2 separate regions of the Homo sapiens genome follow, and region 2 is linked to region 1. A link is an interaction called in ENCODE POLR2A ChIA-PET data of the cell type or tissue named here. Cell type or tissue: PC-3. All regions are shown on one strand. Each heading gives the region's core, and the rest is flanking DNA. Links, peaks and the distances in the headings are about the cores only.

Evidence for each region. Peaks named below come from ENCODE experiments on the same cell type or tissue, not always from the same donor. Only the 100,000 strongest peaks of a DNase experiment are listed, where the experiment ranks them.
Region 2: POLR2A ChIA-PET joins it to region 1 with 5 read pairs; 1 of 35 experiments calls an interaction of 5 or more read pairs at or near these places.

The regions. Positions count from the first base shown.
Region 1 is chr10:73,574,069-73,578,712 of GRCh38, reverse strand. It overlaps USP54 (ubiquitin specific peptidase 54), which reads left to right. Exons shown (of 24, transcript NM_001391956.1): 2 at 2,352-2,915; 3 at 3,038-3,201. The coding sequence starts at 3,055. Among named protein-coding and RNA genes, the nearest start is that of USP54, 15 kb to the left of the region's middle. In PC-3, for the core only: no CTCF peak of the experiment used is centred there; a DNase peak (open chromatin) is centred at 2,312; H3K27ac peaks cover 1,643 bases.
Region 2 is chr10:75,206,319-75,210,316 of GRCh38, reverse strand. It overlaps a transcript of VDAC2 not described here. Among named protein-coding and RNA genes, the nearest start is that of VDAC2, 2.5 kb to the left of the region's middle. RefSeq lists enhancers at 1-198, 2,511-3,260 and a silencer at 2,052-2,346. In PC-3, for the core only: no CTCF peak of the experiment used is centred there; a DNase peak (open chromatin) is centred at 1,846; H3K4me3 peaks cover 127 bases; H3K27ac peaks cover 591 bases.

The sequences.
Region 1 (4,644 bases), core at 1,022-3,521:
CAATTGACTGGCTGGGTGCGGTGGCTCATGCCTGTAATCCCAGCATTTGGGAAGTCAAGGCAGGTGGATCACCTGAAGTCAGGGGTTTGAGACCAGCCCCTGGTGAAATCCCGTCTCTACTAAAAATACAAAAATTAGCCAGGCATAGTGGCACATGCCTGTAATCCCAGCTACTCGGGAGGCTGAGGCAGGAGGATTGCTTGAACCTAAGAGGCGGAGGCTGCAGTGAGCCAATATTGCGCGACTGCACTCCAGCCTGGGTGACAGTGAGATTCTGCCTCAGAAACAAAACAAAACAAAACAAAACAAAACCCAAAAAACAAAACTAGGTAGTGAGAGCCATACAGATAAAACTATAATTCCCCTCCTCACATATCTTCAGTAAATGGTATTGGAGAAGGATTACATTGTTTAATGCTATATCTACAATTTAAGTGAAATGTTTTTGGTGTTAGTATTTCTCTGGACCACTTGTTACTGCCTCTCTTGTCTGGTCCTTTATGCTCTCACTTCTAGTTGGTGACACATCTAGAACAGGTCTGAGAACTTACTGCTTTACCCTACATAATACTGCCATTCAGAGCCTGAGAATCTTTTCTCTGCTACTGCGTTTTTCTCCTTTTGCTCCCTGTACTCAGGAGTGTGTGTCATAGGGCAGGCTGAGTTTCAGTTAGCTCCTAATGTGGATATTGGAAACCCCACCTGCCTGCCAAGTCCTTTTGGCTGTGAGCAAAGTGGAGGCTTGGTACTTGTCATTCCTTTGCAGCAGTTGAGCTGAAGGAATGCTGCATGGCTTGTTGGAAGTTGCTTAGTGGCCTTGAGTGGGGTGTGTATGAGGGTGTGTGTAGAAAGGTGAGGGTCTTATAGTCTGTGTGGGAGATATGGGTTCTTTTCTAGTGTCATGTTAATCATCAGGCAGTATTTATTGACTGCCTTCTTATGACTGGCACTGTAATAGGAGCTTTTGGAATAGAATAATAAAATATATAATTAAGTCATTGTTTAATAGTCAAACATTTCTAGATCTGCCACTTACCAGTGTTGAATTGGGCAAGTTAATGTCTTTAAGCCTCTCTTTACTTTTCTGTAAAATGGAACTATTAATAGCTATCTGATAGGACTGTTGTGAATATTAAATAAAGGACATAAGTATCGTGTTTAGCACATACCTGACTGTAGCTACTATTTCATTTCATGTAGTCATATTATGACGGATACGATATAAAACAGAGAGTAATAAAAATAGAGAATAATGTGACAGTAGGCTGTATAATCAAATACTTTAATTGGGACATGTAGATTATAAATAGTCTGGGAATTTACAGAAGGGAAAGAACAGTCTTATGCAACCATTTAATATTCCTGTACCTCAGTTTTTCCATTGGACATGCTGTAGACAATGCTAGGTGATCTCCCAGAGAATGATTAAGATGTTAAAGCATTTTTGTGTTTTTAGATGGTGCATATGATGGTGAGAAGGAAGGGAGAATGAGGAATTGTTGATGTTGGCAAATTTAACACTTAACATTTAAAAATTTTTCCTTATGTAGATGGACATGGCAGCCTTATAGGAAAACTTAAAGCTGGAGATGTGGTGATTTCCTTCCAGGGAACATACTTGCTTTGGTATTACTCTCTGTTGCCTCACTGGCATTTTAATTAGTTGAAAACTAAAGTTGGTCAATGGATTGCCTCTGATTGTGAGCCCTTGGATATAATCTGGAGATTAAATGATTTGTAACCCAAATTATCTCTCTGATCCTCTGGCAAAAATGAAACAAACAAACAAACAGGGCAGGAGAAGATTTAGTTCTCTTGGACTGCATGTTAAGGACATGTGGTTTACTCGCCATCAGTGTTTCTCTGGATGGAACATCTTTACTCAGAACAGATCTTAGACTGCTAACATGGCCTTCCCACCTTTAAGCACGTTTTCATAAGCATATTCATGGAAAACACCTTTTAAAAAGTGCTTTATTCACAATGTCCAAAAGGAACTTTCAGTTCCTAGTTTGTGTGTGCTTACTTGGTGATTTGTTTTGTGTTAGCCTGATACTGGAAAGTTTGTATTTTGTTTTTATTTCTATCCAGATCAACTTTCTTCTGCTTCAAGAAAATTTCAGAGAATTTTCCCCTGAAAGTAAAGCTGTTCATACCTTTTTTTCCTTCTCTTTAGTTTGGGTGTCTCTCTCTTTTTTTTTTTTTTCTTTTTTTCTTTTTTTTTGGCATTGTTTGCCAAGGTTTCAAGTTTATAGTGAGAAGTGAGGCAACGTTGATCTTGGCAGAACAGTCCAAAGCCAGTAGAGTCATTAAGTGACGCAAGCTTTTGATTTTTTTTATTTCTGTTAAAGCTCTCTGACACAGCTGGCTATTCTAGTCCCAGAAGAAAGAGGAGAGACTTGCTGAAGATCTGGATGGGACAATAGAAGTTTGGGGCACATTAAAAAGAAGCAGCAAGAACATCAACAAAAACCTCAGATGATTCAAACAGGCTTCTTCTTGGCTTTGTGGAACCTTTTGCAGTTGCTCAGAATTTGAGTTTTTGCTTCAGAGGATGATGAGACAAGGCAATAGAGGGTGAGGAGGATCATGTTGGATTCTTGCTTCTCTGTCTGCCTCTCCTTCCAGTTGGAAAAATCTTCAGTCCATAAGAAGCATTATCAACAAGCCTGAAGAACACATCTTACCCTGATCCTGGATGCTGTTGGAGTTGAGAATTACATCCACTTCACCAGGACTTTATGGAGGCTGTTCAAGAAAAATAGAAGGAAGCAATACTTAAGGATTTCTCTGTTTGCATTAGTCCTGTGCCATGTTACATTTTGGAGATTGTTTGGAACAAGTGAGGGAGGGCTCTGTCATCTTGATCTAGGAGGATACCTGAGTCCCTTGACTACACAGATGATATTTGGAAGGTGGTAAAGTCAAAATCTTCCAAAATAAATTCACTAAATTCTGGATTCCCTTTCCTTTTAGAACTTTAGCAGACAGAAATTCCTGCCAAAAAGGCACAAATCCTTCTCCATTTTTTTTTCAGGCTAAATGTGAACAATAATGTCTTGGAAGAGAAATTATTTTTCAGGGGGTCGTGGTAGTGTACAAGGGATGTTTGCACCTCGAAGCTCAACCTCCATAGCCCCCAGCAAAGGCCTCAGCAATGAGCCAGGGCAAAACAGCTGCTTCCTCAACAGTGCCCTGCAGGTAAGGGTCATTTCTTTATTTTTGGTGAACTTTGACTTTTAATTGCTGATGCTGTATTTCTGATAACTCTTTTTAAATAAAATGTTTGATAGTCTCTGTTTGAGGTTAGTAACCTGAGATAATTTTTACATTTATCTGTGTGATCTTTGGCAAGTCACTTTATCTCTTTGAATCTCAATTACCTCATTTGTAAAAAAGAGGGATTAATAATGATAAGAGAAATAATAATAACTGTAACTACTATTATTTACATGCCTAAAGGGAGGTAAATGGACCAGGTGATCTTTCAGACAGAGTCTTGCTCTGTCGCCCAGGCTGGAGTGCAGTGGCGCAATCTCGGCTCACTGCAACCTCCGCCTCCCAGGTTCAAGTGATTCTCTTGCCTCAGCCTCCCGAGTAGCTGGGACTACAGGCGCCCACCACCATGCCCAGCTAATTTGTGTGTTTTTAGTAGAGACGGGGTTTCACCATATTGGCCAGGCTGGTCTCGAACTCCTGACCTTGTGATCCACCTGCCTTGGCCTCCCAAAGTGCTGGGATTACAGGCATGAACCACCGTGCCTGGCCTATCTTTCTATTTATCAACTTTTTTTCCTGAACAGTCTCTACAGGTTCCTATTTTTCTTTTCTTTTCTTTTCTTTCTTTTTTTTTTTTTTGGACAGTCTCACTCTATTGCCCAGGCTGGAGTATAGTGGCCCAATCACAGCTCCTGCAGCCTTGACCTCCAGGGCTCAGGTGATCCTACTGCCTCAGTCTCCTGAGTAGCTGGGACCATGAGCGATCTCGGCTCACTGCAACCTCTGCCTCTTGGGTTCAAGCAATTCTCATGCCTCAGCCACCCAAGTAGGTGGAATTATAGGTGTGCATCACCACACCCGGCTAATTTTTGTATTTTTAGTGGAGACAGGGTTTTACTATGTTGGGCAGGCTGGTCTTGAACTCCTAGCCTCAAGTGATCCGCCTGCCTCAGCCTCCCAAGGTGCTGGGATTACAGGTGTCTGGCCTGTTTTCTGTTTCTCCTTTCGGGAGTAAGGTGTGTTATCCTAGTTGCTTTTCTCTAGTATAGAAGCAAAATTCTTTCCACAAGTCAAAGACTTTCAGGTATGTTAATCTCGTCTCTTAATATTCAGGCTTTTGGCCCACATATTGAATGGAGTCTAGTCTTTGTCCAACTTATCTCCTCTCTTTGAGCTCTCCTGTTTTGGCTCATAACTGGTGTCTAGTCAGATACACTTGAACAGAGCTAGGGGAAAGTGAATTCCCTTAAGTTGATTATCTACCCTACATTTTCCCTTTCACTGTTGCTTGCCACTTGAGTGATCTTAGAATCCCAAAGCTTTCTGTCTGTCTGCTCTGCCCAGTCACGCCCATAGCATGTTAAGTTCATCCCCCTTGGCCTAACTTTCAAGTAATTACTTTCTCTTCTTTTCTGCTCTTCAGTG
Region 2 (3,998 bases), core at 495-2,994, 1.6 Mb before region 1:
CTGCGCTTCTGAGGGACCGCTTCTCTTTCCCAGCCCAGGGAGAACGAGTGGGACACAGGGGCGCCACCTCCAGCCCCTCGCGCTCTTCTGCCCTCTTTTCCCACCTTGGTGTGACTGCCTTGCTGTGCTGGGTTGTGTGCCTGAGAGGCTTTTTGGGACTGCCTCTCCCTGAACAAATGTGAGCGGGTCCTAGCGTGCCCCACCCATTTCCACGCCGCCTTACGCTTTCTCTTCCGCGGCTCCTCCCCACTCAGGCATGGCACTGCTTCACACACGCACGGAGCCGGAGCTTGGCGAGGCAAGCCTGCTCCGGGCCCAACCTCCTCTGGATTATGGGCCTGGAGAAAATGTGGAATCATGCTGAGCAGGCGTTAGAATGCCGCACCCGAGTTCCCCGGGTGTGCAGGAAGGGTGACAGAGCTATTAGATAAAATGTATATGGGAGACCGTTAGTTTAGACTGACCTCCTGCATTAGGCCCATCAGACCAAACCAAAATGGGGTTACTCATGCTGAAGTTTCACACTACCACGCCAAAGCTAGGATCTTTATCTGACCTTCCAAGAAATCAGGAGAGAAACAGATGCTAGCCAGATCCCCAAACAGGCTGGGCGCGGTGGCTCACACCTGTAATACCAGCACTTTTGGATGCCGAGGTGGGCGGATCGCCTGAGCTCAGGAGTTCCGGACCAGCCTAGGCATAGTAATACCCTGCCTCTACCAAAAAAAAAAAAAAAAAAAAAAAAAATAGCCGGGCGTGGTGGCTGGCGCCTGTAGTCCCAGCTAATTGGGAGGCTGAGGAGGGAGGATCGCTTGAGCCTGGGAGGTTGAGGCTGTAGTAAGCTTAGATGGTGCCACTACTGCACTCCAGCCTGCCCGCTGGAGTAAGACCCTGTCTCAAAACAAAAATCCCCAAACAGGTCAGTTTTAGCTGGCATGAAGAAGTCCCGTGTTCTTTAACCTTTACAAGAAAAGTAACTTTCTACCAACTAATCCACTTTTTGTTTCTGCTTTCCTCGGTCCTTTTCTGTCTGTAATACCAACTTCCTCTTCTCATTGGAACATTCATTCCATTTTACAGAATGAAGCGTTGCCCAATTGTAGAATTGGAACTAAAAGCCAGTTAAGATGTTTAAACTAAATTCTTTGTAATTTTTTCTTTTAACAGAGCCAAAGGAAAAAGAAAAAATGAGCAGTCTAATGAAATAGAAATGGGTTCAACTGGAACTCCCAAAGCAGTCATCTATCCAATAATGTCGCCGGTAGACCTCAGTGGTTTTTTTGGGTTTTCTTCTTTTTTTTTTGAGACGGAGTCTCGCTCTGTCGCCCAGACTGGAGTGCAGTGGCGCGATCTCGGCTCACTGCAATCTCCACCTTCCGGGTTCACGCCATTCTCCTGCCTCAGCCTCCCGAGTAGCTGAGACCACAGGTGCCTGCCACCACGCCCGGCTAATTTTTTGTATTTTTAGTAGAGTCGGGGTTTCACCATGTTAGCCAGGATGGTCTCGATCTCCTGACCTCGTGATCTGCCAGTCTCGGCCTCCCAAAGTGCTGGGATTACAGGTGTGAGCCACCGCGCTCGGCCTACCTCATTTTTTTAATCTATAAAATGACAAATGAAACGAAGTGATCTTTAATAGCCATCAGCCATAGTCTCTGAGCAAAGCCTTTTCCCCCTTGACTTTCTCTGGCTCTGAAAGCCATGTCTGCTCAAATGCTCTCAACGTTCTACCCTCCTCCTAAACCAGAAAAGGATAGGCTTCCACAGTTCAAAACCCAGATGAAAGCTGCAGCCTGGAAGATTTCCCTCCCATGAGCAAGCCCAGCCAGCTGTCTTGCCTGGTCATGACTGGGCTTACTCATGTTGCAAAAGGTTAGCAGAATTTACTTCTAAGACATCAGGCACCAGAAGCCCTCATTCATTCCTTCATTCGAGCTCAGACAGGTCGGTTTGCAGTCATCCTGGCTCTTCTGGGAAATAGTCTGGTATGTTTGATGTTATTGTGAGGCTAACAACAAAGACCGGCATTTCCATCCCAACTGCACCACAGCACCCTACCTCCCCGAAACACCCAGTCTGATAAATGAGTCACCTCCACTACCTGCAGCAGGGCTTATTCACAATGTGAATTTTCTGTAGCAATTTGTAGCCCCCTGCACTTCACTTTCTCTGTGGCTTCACCTTCTGCAAACCCAAGGAATGTACACAATACCTAATGACCAGGGGAAGAAGATCTGTGGCTAAACAGGGGAATAATGGCAGTTTTTTCCAGAGCTGAATTTAGTAAATAAATATGAGTGCTTACATCCAAAGTCCTTTAGACCAAAGCGGCATTAGTAGGTAGTTACTACCTACCACAAGCAACTACTTTGTGTCATCCACAGGGTAAGCAAAGTCCACTGAGACACAGTCCCTACTCTCAAGGCACTTAACAGTCAAGTGTGTGTAAAGATGTCAAGAACAGGGGAGGGTCCAAAAGTTTACCCTACTTGCAAACTATCAAGTTAGTCTGCCATAGTTTCAGAGGCTCACAGATGCTAGCAGAAGACATGAGACGTATGGGTCAAGGACAAAAGACTCTCTTACTTGTGGCCCAGCAGGCAGTGTAAGCTTCGTGTTTTGCCTCAATTCCCCCTGTCCTCTGTGTCCCTCAAGGATGATGCCAGAGCAGCTTAGGTGGATGCTGTGCACAGCATGCATTCGTGTCACAGCCAAGGAACCCTAAGCTTACAAAACCACGTGTCTTAGAAGGAGCTGCTAACAAATCTGCCCAACCTTCATACTGTGAAAGGAAAATATCTTGGGCCCCCAAGATCATTAAGCTAAAGGGAAAAGTCAAGCTGGGAACTGCTTAGGGCAAACCTGCCTCCCATTCTGTTCAAAGTCATCCTTCCGCTCACTGAGATAAATGCGTATCTGATTGCCTCCTTTGGAGAGGCTAATCAGAAACTCATTGCAACCATTTGTCTCTCACCTACTTGTGACCTGGAAGCCCTCTCCCCACTTCGAGTTGTCCCGCCCTTCCTGACCACTTTAAGTTGTCCTGCCTTTCTTGACCGAACCAATGTTTATTTTACATATGTTGATTGATGTCTTACGTTTCTCTAAAATGTATAAAACCAAGCTGTGCTCTGACCACCTTGGTTACATGTCGTCAAGACCTCCTGAGGCTGTGTCAAGGCTAAGTGTCCTCGACCTCGGCAAAATAAACTTTCTTTTTTTTCTCTTTTTGAGACTGAGTTTCGCTCTTACCACCCAGGCTGGAGTGCAATGGTGTGATCTCTGCTCACTGCAACCTCTGCCTCCTGGATTCAAGCGATTCTTCAGCCTCAGCCTCCTGAGTAGCTGGGATTACAGGAGCGCCACCACCACGCCCGGCTAATTTTTGTAATTTTACCACACTAAAGAGATGGCTGCTTTACTGTGTTGGCCAGGCTGCTCTCAAACTCCTGACCTCAGGTGATCCGCCCACCTCGGTCTCCCGAAGTGCTAGGATTACAGGCGTGAGCCACGGCGCCAGGTTTTTTTTTTTTTGCTTTTTGTTTTTTTTTTTTGAGACAGAGGAGATAGAGTTTCGCTCTTTCGCCCACACTGCCACACTGGAGTGAAGTGGCACAATCTCAGCTCAATGCAACCTCCGTCTCCCAGGTTCAAGCGATTCTCCTGCTTCAGCCTCCCAAGTAGCTGGGATTACAGACACCTGCCATCACACCCGGCTGATTTCTGTATTTTTAGTAGAGATGGGGTTTCACCATGTTGGCCAGGCTGCTCTCGAACTCCTGACCTCAGGTGATCCACCCACATTGGCCTCCCAAAGTTCTAGGATTATAAGCATGAGCTACTATGCCTGACCTGGCAAAATAAACTTTCTAAATTCTCAAATTTAAATTCTAAATTCTGAAATTTCTCAAATTTTCGGGGTTCACAATCCCTGAGGGGGAGATTATTATACTGCTCAGGAAATAAAATCTTTTCTCTGCCCCAGAGAGAGATACTAT